2 separate regions of the Homo sapiens genome follow, and region 1 is linked to region 2. Evidence: read pairs that join two places in POLR2A ChIA-PET (ENCODE). Cell type or tissue: PC-9. All regions are shown on one strand. Links, peaks and the distances in the headings refer to the core of each region. The heading gives the core; the rest is flanking DNA.

Region 1 (6,518 bases), core at 2,151-4,650, 1.9 Mb after region 2:
CCAGCTGCCTTGGAGGATGTGGGTACCCAGTAAAAGACACTGAAAACACATACCAATCTCTCTTACATCTGGGGATGGAGAATAAATCGTGCTAAAACAGACCTTCTTTGTTCTAGGTAGAGTCTCCTGAATGTCTGACTTATACGAATGTAGAGTGAATAGATTCTCATTGTCTGGGACAAAAAGTGTAACAAAATTTTGCATGTCTAAGTCAAGACTGTCTTTCATTAAGAACTCTAATATGAAAAGCTGGTCAAGGTGGAGGAGCAGATCAGTTTGTGTAAGGAACTCAGAGTCGTTGGGGGAGGATCGTTCAAGACCCACATTCCTACTCACAGTGATATGAAGTCAAAGTGACTTGTTAGCCTGGAACAAGGTAGCACTCAAGGTTCAGTGCCCGGGAAGGGTAAGGATGTCAGGTTGGTATGGTGGTAGGCTTTAGGGCACAATTACTGGGCAATGAAGTATGATCTAAGGAGCAAAAATCAGGGTCACCACTGTGTCCTGAGAAAGGACACAAGAAGCAGGTCCTGGAAGCAGCAGCCAAGCCTTGTCTTTGAATGTACATGATCAGCCTTCAAAAGAAACACTCTGGGCTCCAAGAGGCAACAATAGTAATAGACTGATTAGATTCTCATGCTCTCTGCTTCTCCTCCCATCCTTCCCCCTCTTTCTCTTCCTCCTCCCCCAGCTTCTACTACCTTTGGCACTTTGAAAAGTACCAAATATCTTTGGACTAAAGTTCCCAGTGTTCTTGAACTATTTTGTGGTGGTAGACCCCATAAAGAAAGTACTAAATTTTATATGAGTACTACAGTAGTACAAGTGAGCAAAGAAGCAAATAATTTTAGCTGGGCGCAGTGGCTCACACCTGTAATCCCAGCGCTTTGGGAGGCCAAGGCGGGCGGATCAAGAGGTCAAGAGATTGAGACCATGCTGGCCAACCTGGTGAAACCCCATCTCTACTAAAAATACAGAAATTAGCTGGGCGTGGTGGCATGCTCCTGTAATCCCAGCTACTTGGGAGGCTGAGGCAGGAGAATTGCTTGAACCTGGGATGCAGAGGTTGCAGTGAGCTGAGACTGCACCACTGCATTCCAGCCTGGTGACAGAGTGAGACTCCGTCTAAAAAAAAAAAAAAAGAAGCAGCAGCAAATAATTTTAAAACATACAGAGGTGATTATATTTATACCTTGAGTCAGAAGAGATCACACTATTTATAATAGTGAAAGAGTTGTATACGTAGAAGACTTTTGAAAATAGCAACATTCTATATTAAAAATGAGAAGGTTTTTTTTTCTTCTTTCAGTTTTTGCCTGTGACATTTACCCCAGACCCAGTATACTCCAAAATTGTCCCAGGTTGTCTGAAGGGCTCCCAGAAATGAACCTAGATCTAGAATAAAAATAAACCTTCTGGGACACACTTAGATTATTTCTTTTTGAGATAGGGTCTTACTCTGTTGCCCAGGCTGGTTCCCAGTGGCACAATCAAGGCTCACTACAACCTAGACCTCCTAGGTTCAAATGATCCTTGTATCTCAGCCCTCCGAGTGGCTGAGACTACAGGTGCTCACCACCATGCCCAGCTAGTTACTGTATTTTCAGTAGAGAGGGGGTTTCGCCAGGTTGACCAGACTGGTCTCAAATTCCTGAACTCAAGTGATCTTCCTGACTCAGCATCCCAAAGTGCTGGGATTACAGGCGTGAGCCATTGCTCCTGGCTGAACTCTCCTTAACTCTGAAATAAAATATTATGAAGCAATGTTTGAGATAACTTTAGACTAAGTAAGGAATACTGTAAGTCAGTCAGCTCTGAGTTTGCATAACAAAAGCTATATCAAGACCTTTGTAACAATTTCCCAGTTCCTATGTAAAAAATAGTAGACAACCACCAGACACCAGTGGCCCCAGGGTCCTGCACCTCACCTCAGATGTGAAGTGGCTGCAACTCCTATGTGGCCAGGAAAGGGATTACACTTTGAGATCTGGACATTTCTGTTCTTAGCCAAGTTATTGGTCTTCAACCAGTTCCTCAGCTCCCTCCTCAAACTGAACCCACTATCCTTAGCCAAGTTTCCCTGGCCACATTACACACATGACCTATTCCTTAGGCATCCATTACCTACCCAGCACAGCACCATTTCTCTTCCACATGACAACATAACTTGAGTCTCCTTTTCATTTTGTGCTTTTATTGTTTTCTTTTCCTCACAACACAACATGATAATCCAACAATTCTTCTCTCCCATTTTCCATACCCATGATCATCAGTCATGCCTGTTTCCAAATTCCAATTTCTAAAACCAATTTTCTTTACCCTGCAAGGTGATCTAAAATTGCTACCCTGGTCTTCTCACTGTAGTCCACAGTAGTGCCTAGCATATATCATGTATTCCATATAGAGTCACTCAGAAGAAAGACAATTATTTCGCATTAACTATTTTTCTTAATGAAACTAGTATGTATTTATTTTCTGCCATTTAAGAATATTCAGGCTTGCTGTGATACTAGACATCTTCTTTAAGAACATTTACTGCCTTCATTTTTCTCTCTTTTTAGTTGTACCTGATATTTCTATTATTCTCAATAATATTGAGTGCTGTATATTATTTACTTGATTCAGTTATATGCCATCTGGTTTCTTGTTCTACCAAAGAATTTAAGATGACTTACATGAATACTCAATATACAGCATTATGAAACAAATTTAAAATAAGTAGGGAAAAGTTTTTTTTTTTTTAAGTACAGATATAAAATAGATTTTTGGAATAAAGATAATATGAAGCTTTACACCATAAAAACTCATACAACTGTTCTGGGTGAATCACTAATTTGGCTCTCAAGTTCCTAGCTATCAGCTCCTAAAGAAAAGCCCAATCAGTTTAACAATTTATAATGTTTGTAAGAGAAATACAAAGGAGTCACTCAGAAGAAGCACAATTATTTGGGATGTTAAGACCAGACAGGAATCTCTCCCATGGGGGCCATTGAGAAGAGTCCAGTGAACCACAAGCCCATAGCAGGCTAACAGGGAGCACACAGAAGTTTCATTGGACATTTGAAGAAGGCTCCCTACTAAAAGCCTGTGGCACCTTTCCCAAGGACAATGGAGTGTAAACATCTTGACATGCCTTTGGCATGAATGATATTGTGCAGAAACACAGATCTGTGGTGACCTGACTTAATCTAGAAGTAAATATAGAGATCTAAAAGAACAGATGCAGTGAATAACTTCCAAGACATTTTCCCTGGAGACGGGTTTTCTCAGCTAAGTTTTGATGGGTGGGTGCCAGTCACAACCAATGAGAAACCAGACACTTGTCAGCCACTATATACATGATCTGAGATACTCACATCAACCCCAAAGTTGGGAATTATTATTCATATTATGTTGATGAGGGAGCTGGGACTCTGAGAAGTGAAATAACTGGCCCCAGGCTACTATAGCTAGAAAGTAAGGTGATGGGGATTTGAAGCCCAAGGCTTGGTTCCAAATTCATCTAATTTTTTTAATTACAAAAATTCTCACACATTCAGAAAGCTATAAAGATCAATGTAACAAACAAATGAATACTCACCACCCATGCTAACAGATGTTAGCATTTTCCTCTAATTGGTATACCAATATACCAATTTCCTCCTCTTGGTGCTTCTTTGGTGTCTAAGAAATGGAAACAGGCTAATAAGGATGGGAAGATTGCTTTTTTTCCAACCACACCAGCAGAGAAATTTCCTGGCTGCTGTCTTTTATAAATCTCTAACTGCCTTTGCCCAAAAATGGATTTGGTTGCATTATTTAAAACACATTGTGCTTTTTTTGTTGTTTTTTTCTTGGCTTACAGGCAGGCACAACTGGGGACTAAAACCTAAATGCTGCCCTGGAGAAGAAAAGATTCAGCTGTTGGCTCATCAGCCAACTTCTGACAAGAGTGGGTGCCAGTGTCCCCATCTCTATCTCTAAAGATCCCTTGAAATTCAAAACACAATGTGTGACTGGTCGATATTTTTTTCTTCAACTTGGCTGAACATGAATAAGACACATTGAGAGAATATTTATTTCAAAGGTACCACATTTTATGCAAGTAAATCTTTTCATATAAGTTCCATTGGGAAAATTTTTAATTTAAACAGTTAAAATGGGTTCAAGATCTCATACTCATGGGTATGTGTTGATTTAAAATATAATTTTCATCTTCTTCCACATCCATTCAGTATAAATTCTGGAAAGCCACAAAATGTAAGTTTCCTAAACCAAAGATGGCCTAAATTTCAGAATAATAATTTAAAAATTTACTGTGATGAGGGGCTCATGATCTAGAGAAGAACAGTGGCAGACACTGAACAAATAAAAATATTATATATATATATATGCATATATATACATACACAATATGTATGTGTGTAAATATAGATATTCATTCTCTTCAAATAATTGGTATAAAACTGGGCAAGGCTGCCTAGTTATGTGTTATTACATTTAAGTTAAAAAATGGTATATCTTTACTCTTATAACTTTCATTTGGACTATTATGTCTGAATCACCACATTTAAAAATTGTGATGGATATAATGACCATTTGAGTTAGCAGTCCTGAGTTCTAAGTTTTACGCTATTGGTATCCAGATACTACCAAGAAATATCAACAACCCCAAAGAAGTCAATTTACTTGTCAATATTTTATTCATCCATCTAAATAAATATTTGAAGTCCTTTGCTCTCTTCAGCCAAACTTTAAAGATTCGCACCCAGTTCAAATTTTTAAAATACTTCTTAAAGCTCTCCCACATTTTGCTTCTCTGACATTAAATAATTTTTGGACCCCTTTTTTATTCCCTGACAGCCAGTAAATGCTTATACTTTACACGTAGGAATGATATACAGTGGCAGTCAGACATAGACTGCCTGAGTTTAGTGAAGCAGAGACATAAAACAAATACATGGATCTTTTGAACCAAAAATTCACATTTTTTTGTGATTGTGTGTTTCCTGAAAGTGTCAATTTAGAATCATAAATATTGGCAATTAGATGATCATTAGTGATCTTACTGATCGATTTTCCTTCATTTTTAGAAATTTACACTAAAGCCGGAAAGTTGAAGTGCTTTGTCCGAAATCATAAGACATGTCCATGGGGATCAGCACTCAAAACAAATCCCTCGAATCTTCTCATCACTCCACGAAGCCTGTATTGGGTATCTAAATTTCTCAGGCAATATTTCTTTCCGTCTTTTTAAAAATTTTTCTATGTTGCCCTGTGTGTGGAGACAAAGCTTTGGCTCTGATGTAACCCAAATTGCAATGATTTTTTGGTAGCTGTTCAAAACAAATAAATATTCTTTACTAGTCAGGTTTATTCTTCTAGTTCTCACAGAAGCAGCCATTGCCCTCTTCTCTTTCTTTGACCCAATAAAAAGATAGTCAAACCAGGCCAAATATTTTTAATACCATCCCCCTAAAAAATAGTACACACATACACACACACACGTGTGTGTGCACGCACAGAGGGGCAACAAAATCAAGTGTTGGAAAGCCATACAATAAAAGAGAGAAAAGGGAGCTTTCTGACAAGCCCAGTAAAAGTCATTTCATCACCAATTTCACACTCCTGAACTCTGGTTGATCTTGGTCTAACATCCTCCTGTTACCATTTCTTGGTGTCCCCGCTCCAACTGGACATTGGATACCGAGCATGAAAATGTCCATTAAGGACACCATGCCCGTAATCAAATACTAAGACAATATTATCTCAGAGTGTACAGAGGGTATCATTTTCTTGCTCTTCTTAAGTATTCATAGCTAAATGATTTATGGGCACACAAATGGATATAATGTCCCATAATATATAACAGGACTAATATTTAATGTGTTTCTTTTTTACTTTGTTTGAATAAAATCCCCCAAAATACTTTTAGCAAATGATCATTAATTATGTGCATTGTCAAATGCTCTTGGGTTCTAATAAGCAGGACTCAGAATTTACAGTCCCCAGCTTTCTGCTGGTGACCATAAATTCAAAGCGGGTGACGGCACTCAATGAAATACCCCCATCACCGGAACAGAAGCCTCAAATGGTTCACTTTTGGACATATCATGAATTTTTTTCCAATTTCTATAGCATGAGTTGAAAATATCCCTTTGAATGTTAGTCTGAGGAACCTCTCAGATTATCTGAAGCTGTTTTTTTTTTTTTTTAATAGAACTCTATGACCCACAAGAGCCAAATCTGGCCTTCAGCCTGTGGGTTTTCTCAATTGCTTCTTTTGGATAGATGGACTACCTGGGACAGAGGTAAAAACCACAGTCGCTTCTTGAGGACTATTTGTCACCAAATATATTTTCCAAAAAATAAAAAAAAAAATTTTTAAGGAAAAATGTTTAAATAGAGTTGCAACTTCATAGTTAATTTACTTAATCTTCAATGTCTTTGCAAATCCATTATGCACTTGGGATGTCAGAGGGATCTACAAATTACCAAGCTGTTTGAAGTTTGCTGCTTTCTGAAGTGGCTTTGGTCAT
Region 2 (6,518 bases), core at 1,433-3,932:
GAGAAGGAGAGAAAGTGGGTGAGATGCTGGAGAAGAGAGGAGAGGAGAGAGGCAGAGAGCGGTCTCAGGCTGGTGGGAGGGGCGCCCACCTCCCCACGCCCTCCCCTCCCCTGCTGCAGGGGCTCTGGAGAGAAACAATAAAGAGATTCACACACAAGCCAAGCTGGCCCCTGTTGTCTTGACTGCCAGGTCTCCTGTGGGGCCCCTGGGGCCCTGTGATACAACCTGTCACCCTGAGATGGACTATACTGACCTTCTACCCAGCCAGACTTTCCCCAGGGCCTCGCGCCCACTTCTGTTCCCAGAGCCACCTGGCCTTGATGTCTGTATGCAGTGTATGGGGCAGGGAGGGCTGGACAGGGCTTTTGTTGGGGAACCACAAATACCTCTCGTTAGGCCCCAGTTCCAGGACTGCACCCCTTGTGCTCTCTACTACACCTTCAGGTCAGCCAGGCTGGGGGACACCACCTGCTATTCCTTTTGAAGGATGTAGCTGCTCCCCACTGACTGGCTCTGAAGTAGGGCTCCCCCAGTCCCTTCTTCAAAGATGCCAACAGCCCCTTTTTTTTCTCTCTCTCTTTTTTTCTTTTTGAGATGGAGTCTTGCTGTGTCACCCAGGCTGGAGTGCAGCAGTGTGATCACGGCTTACTGCAGCCTGGACTTCCTGAGCTCAAGCGATCCTCCCACCTCAGCCTCCCAAGTAGCTGGGACCACAGGTTCACACCACCATGCCTGGCTAGCTTTTTATTTTTTGTAGAGACAAGGTCTTTCTGTGTTGCTGAGGCTGGTCTTGAATTTCTGGGCTCAATTGCTCCTCCTGCTACCTCAGCCTCCCAAAGTGTTGGGATTACAGATGTGAGCCAATGGCCTCTTTCTATTAACTCCTTCCAATACTATTTTTATACACAGGAGCCAATTCAGGAAAAATAATGTTTGGAAAAATGGAAAGATCTGTTCTGTGCTTCGATAAGAAGGTTCAATACTCTGAAGAGAAGTCAATTCATTTTCCATTCATCTATAATTTCAATGCCATGCAATCTCAATTAAAATACCAAATAAAAATTTTAAGAGAATTGGAGAAGATGGGAGGGGAGTGTAAGACGTATGAAAAAAATTAGGAGGCTGGGCACAGTGACTCCACCTGTAATCCCAGCACTTTTGGAGGCTGAGGTGGGAGGATCTCTTGAGCCCAGGAGTTTGAGACCAGCTTGGGCAATGTAACGAGACCCTGACTCTACAAAAAATAAAAAATTAGCCTGGCATGGTGGTATGAGCCTGTAGTTCCAGCTACTTGGGAGGCTGTGGTGGGAGGATAGCTTGAGCCCAGGAGGTCGAGGCTTCAGTGAGCTGAGATTGTACCACTAACTCCAGCCTGGGTGACAGAGTGAGACTCTGTCTCAAAAAAAGAAAAAGGAAAAAAATTAGGAAATCATAGAAAGAACATCAAAATATATTAGAAGGCTATGATAATTAACAGATTTGTTAATGAAGAGGAAATATACAAATATTAATGAACAAAATAGTGTGTTTAGAACAAGACTCACATACAGGAGACATACACATGTTAAAGGAGGCATTTTGAATTTGTGGGGAAAACTTAATGATTCAGTATAGGGTTTGGAGCACTTTGATAGCTAAGAGGTGGGGTAGGGGGCAGAGTGAAGGCTGTCTCTCTTTTACTCCTTCTAAAAATATTCCAGTGGATCAAAGATGTAGGAAACGATGGATCCATGTAGGCCTCAGCCTTCAAGTTTCTCCTCTGAGATTTCAGGGATTATCCTTTAAAGGAGTCAGGAAGAGGGTAGAGATCACAAAGATAATAAGCTCAGACAGTTTGTATGTTAAATAAACCTCAGGAGGTTTTAGTCTTAAGGTCCTTAATCTGACCTTCCAAACTGACTTTTCCAGAAACTTCCAAAAGCCTCTCTGGTGTCTCTTTCTTCCCCTCCTTTAATGTGGCCCTGGCTCACAAGTCACCCCTCTCTCTAAGAAGTCCCCTTCTCTGTTTTATTCTTCAGCTTTGCCCCAGGAGGACCTGGGGTGTAGCCCCATGTCCCCTCCCTCTGCCACTGGTGACTCATGGTCATTTCATTCCCCTCAGTCCTCAAATAGGGTGAACCCTACAGGCCCCAGAACTACCCCAGTCAACCTGTAGAGAAACTCCACAATGACCCTCACAGGAAATGAAATTGAAAGTCCCATTTCCAATGTCTTTGTACTGGGATGGAGGAGGAGGGATGGGTAAGGGGCTTCTTATCCTTGAGTCTGTTGGGGGCCCTGGAGTCTGAGCCAGCTTCTCTGTGTTGGAAACACCTGGACAGGGCTGGGCTCAGGTGGATTAGAGGGGGTGTGTATATCTGTGAGTAGTTTCTGGAATCCTTCTTTCCCCTGAATGAGTTATGTGCACTTATCTGTCCCACAAAGGATAAAGGGACACATGGGTTAGGGGAGGTTTTGGAGGCAGTTCCCCTCCCACCCCCCAGCCCACCAAATGCTTAGGTATAGACTAGTCACTAAGGTGGAAGGAATGTAGGAATCTCAGGCTCTCAGAGTCAGACCTCAGAAGGCTCCCAGGCAATGATCCTTGAGGTGCAGAAACCCCCTTCTCAGCCCTGCCCCACATCCTTCATGAGCATTCCTCAAACTCTGCCTGAATGTCTCCAGAGCCCGAGAACTCACCGCTTCTTTGGTGGCCCCTTCCAGCTGGGGACAGTTCTGAAATAAAGCTCTTCCTTCTCAGCACACCTGTCTCCTGTGACTGCTACCCACTTGTCCCCAGAGAAGAAAGAAGGCCCAGAGCCACCCTCTATCCCCCAGGTGGGGAAGGATTCTTTGAGCACAGCCTGCCTGGAACTAGAAATTCTGGTTCTAATCTTTGCCTCTCTTCATAAGAGCTGAGCTGTGACCAAGGGAACCCAGAGAATGGGCAAATACAAACCAAAACAGATTTGGGTTTCCACCGGCTGCAGTGGCTCACATCTATAATCCCAGCACTTTGGGAGGCCAAGGTGGGAGGATCACTTGAGCCCAGGAGTTTGAGACCAGCCTGGGAAACTGCAAGACCCGATCTCTACAAAACAAAACAAAAACCCAACAACAGGGGCGGGGCACGGTGGCTCACACCTGTAATCCCAGCACTTTGGGAGGCTGAGGCGTGTGGATCACAAGGTCAGGAGTTCAAGACCAGCCTGGCTAACACAGTGAAACCCCTCTCTACTGAAAATACAAAAAAAAAAAAAAAAAAAAATTAGCCGGGCGTGGTGGTGGGTGCCTGTAGTCCCAGCTACTCAGGAGGCTGAGGCAGGAGAATGGCATGAACCCGGGAGGCGGAGCTTGCAGTGAGCCGAGATCGCGCCACTGCACTCCAGCCTGGGCAACAGAGGGAGACTCTGTCTCAAAAAAAAAAAAAAAAAAAACACCTCCACGGCAAAGCCTCTTCCTGCTCCTTGGGCTCTGGGGTCTTAACCTTCAAGACTCTGAACATCAAGAAGTAACAGGGCTCATAGAATGCTGATCGGCTTCCCACCGGACCCAAAGGATCAGGCCCAGACCAGCTCTGACCCCAGCAGACAGGGTGTAATGGAAGGGATCATGGAGGCAGGCACCATATGCCAGGACTGATGGATCAGCAGACATTTTCCTGCCTGTCTGTCCACTCCAGGTATATTTTCACCCCCGTCCCTTGAGGCCCCTGTCCTATTCTACTCATTCACCCCCTCCCTCCTTCCTCTCACCACAAGCTCACCCAAGGCACATCTGCAAATGCTTCAATAACCTTCGATTTAACACCTAAAACGTCAGCTACCTAAGGGTAGAATTTTAATCCATTTTATTCACTATTGTATCCCAAGTGCCCAGAAGAATGCCTGGAAGAATAGTAGGTACTCATTAAATATTTAAATACTTAATGAATGAATACCTACTGCGCACTTTTACTTACTTTTCTCTAAATTAAATATTCACCAGGAAGGGCTGATGGCCCCCACTTTATTCACTGATTCAATGAACACTTACTGAGATTTTTCCCATGTGCCAGGCATGTGGTACATCATTATGGCTTAAGAAGTGCCCAGTGGCACCTCCAGAGAGGTAGGGTGACCTGCAAAGGTCACACAGCAGTCTGTAGCAAAGGAGGACTGGGCTCCAGGCTCCCTGGCCTCTGGAGCTCAGATCTCTTTCCATGACACCAGAGGCTTGTGATCGCAAGACAGGGCAGACTGGCAGCACACACACCCAGCTAGGCGCCAGGCTGCAGGGCACTGTGGGGCCCATGCTGAGGGACAGACGAGTGACTTGCAGCCAGCTGTCCCAAGTGCCTGGCCTGGCCTGGCCAGAGCCTGACGGCTTCCAGCTGTCACAGCTAGTGTGGGCTCCTCCCAGAAGAGGGCACCAGTGACTTGCATGGACTTGTGCCCTCCCTACCCAGGCCCACAGACTCCTGCACGCAAATCAACGAATGCCCCAATTATGGATCTAGGAAGGCAGAAGGCAAGTCATGTTCCAGGCTCTGTGCCAGGCCCTTTTAAATAGTTAATCTTCATTTGAATATTTAATATAATAATTTAATGTCATTACTACAACGTAAGTCAGATCATGTAATTCTTCTGCTCAAAGCCCTAAGATGACTTCTCATTTCACCAGGAACAAAAGCGCCATGGCCTGCAAAATTCTAGGCCATCTGGCTTCTGCTGCCTGTCTGACCCATTTCCTTCCACTCTCCCCTTGCTCCCTCCATCCTCTCTGGCCTTCGTCTTGGAGCCCACCAGGCATATTCCCACCTCTGCCAGAAGCAGCCCTCCCCAGACATTTGCATCATTTGCTTTCTTACTCAAGATTGGCTCAAATGTTCCCAGTGGGGCCAACTCCAGCCACACCCTATTTGAAAGTGCAATCTCCCACCACACTCACATTTGCCTTAAGCTTTGTCCACAGTGCTTACCTCCTTGTAACAATCTTTACAGGTTCTTTCTTTTCCTTCCTTCCTTCCTTCCTTCCTTCCTTCCTTCCTTCCTTCCTTCCTTCCTTCCTTCCTTTCTCTTTCTTATCTTTCTTTCTTATTGAGATGGAGTCTCACTCTGTTGCCCAGGTTGGAGTGCAGTGGTGCCATCTCGGCTCACTGCAACCTCTGCCACCCGGGTTCAAGCAATTCTCCTGCTTTAGCCTCCCAAGTAGCTGAGATTACAGGTGTGTGCCACCAGGCCTGGCTAATTTTTGTATTTTTAGTAGAGATGAGGTTTCACCATGTTGGCCAGGCTGGTCTTGAACTTCTGACCTCAGGTGATCCTCCTGCCTCAGCCTCCCAAAGTGCTGGGATTACAGGCGTGAGCCACCGTGCGCAGCCTATTTCTTTGTATTTGTTGTTCATCTCTCTTCTCAAGTAAAAGCAGCATGGGAGCAGAAATCTTTGTCTGTTCACTGCTATATCCCTAGTCCCTAGCACAGTGCCAGTACATAGTAGAAACTCAAAAATATTTGTGGATGAATAAATAAAAAAATTATGGATGAATAAATAATTAAAACCCTGAGTTGTGCTACCTCCATTCTATAGATGAGGAAACCGAGGCTTAGAGATGCTAGGTAACTTGCTTGAGATCGCATCGTTCATTTATTCAACCAACTTACTAACCAGCCAACATTTACAGTCTACCCACTGCATTCCACACACATTTAGAGGCACAGTGTTGGGTGGCTTTGGGTTATTTGTTTTTCGAAATACTCTCTATTCCTTTTTTCTTGATGTACCATCTGTTTGCAATGACTTCCCCCATATTGTCACCTTCTAGAATTCAATTTACACTTTAGAATTCGATTCATCATCAGTGGTTGCCAGAGGTTGGTGGAGGGGGTCTATGGTAGAGTCTATGACTCCGAAGGGGGTACATGAGCTAGTATTTGGGGTGATGGAATTGTTTGCTCTGTATGGTCCTGGAGTGGCAGATACATGATTCTATGCATTTGTCAAAACCCAGAGAACTGCACCTCATAAAAAAATAAACTTTAGGCCAGGCACGGTGGCTCACACCTGTAATCCCAGTGCTTTAGGAGGCTGAGGCAGGCAGATCACCTGAGGTCGGGAGTTCGAGACCAGCCCGACCAAAATGGAGAAACCCCGTCTCTACTAAAAATACAAAATTAGCTGGGTGTGGTGGTGCATGCCTGTAATCCCAGCTACTCGGGAGGCTGAGGCAGGAGAATTGCTCGAACCCGGGAGGAGGAGGTTGTGGTGAGCCGAGATCACACCATTGCACTCCGGCCTGGGCAACAAGAGTGAAACTCCGTCTCAAAAAAAAAAAAAACTTTAATGTATGCAAACTGTAAAAAAAATTATTCCTCAAGGTTCTTAACCTCTATGGATGTAATTCAGTGTTTAAATGGTTCCTCCTATACCTTTTACACACTGTCTCTCGCGCTCTCTCTCTTTCTCTTTGACTTCAGTATCCCAGAATGAGGATGGGGAAGAGGAGGCAAGGGTAAGAGTAACATTCTCTGCCTCTGAATACTCATGGCTCCTCTCAGCC

Evidence for each region. Peaks named below come from ENCODE experiments on the same cell type or tissue, not always from the same donor. Only the 100,000 strongest peaks of a DNase experiment are listed, where the experiment ranks them.
Region 1: POLR2A ChIA-PET joins it to region 2 with 10 read pairs; 1 of 35 experiments calls an interaction of 5 or more read pairs at or near these places.

Annotation. Positions count from the first base shown.
Region 1 is chr2:221,347,706-221,354,223 of GRCh38, forward strand. No RefSeq gene overlaps it. Among named protein-coding and RNA genes, the nearest start is that of EPHA4, 220 kb to the right of the region's middle. In PC-9, for the core only: no CTCF peak of the experiment used is centred there; a DNase peak (open chromatin) is centred at 3,146.
Region 2 is chr2:219,426,578-219,433,095 of GRCh38, forward strand. DES (desmin) reads left to right here. Exons shown (of 9, transcript NM_001927.4): 9 at 1-157. Among named protein-coding and RNA genes, the nearest start is that of SPEG, 5.0 kb to the right of the region's middle. RefSeq lists an enhancer at 2,573-5,662. In PC-9, for the core only: no CTCF peak of the experiment used is centred there; a DNase peak (open chromatin) is centred at 2,874.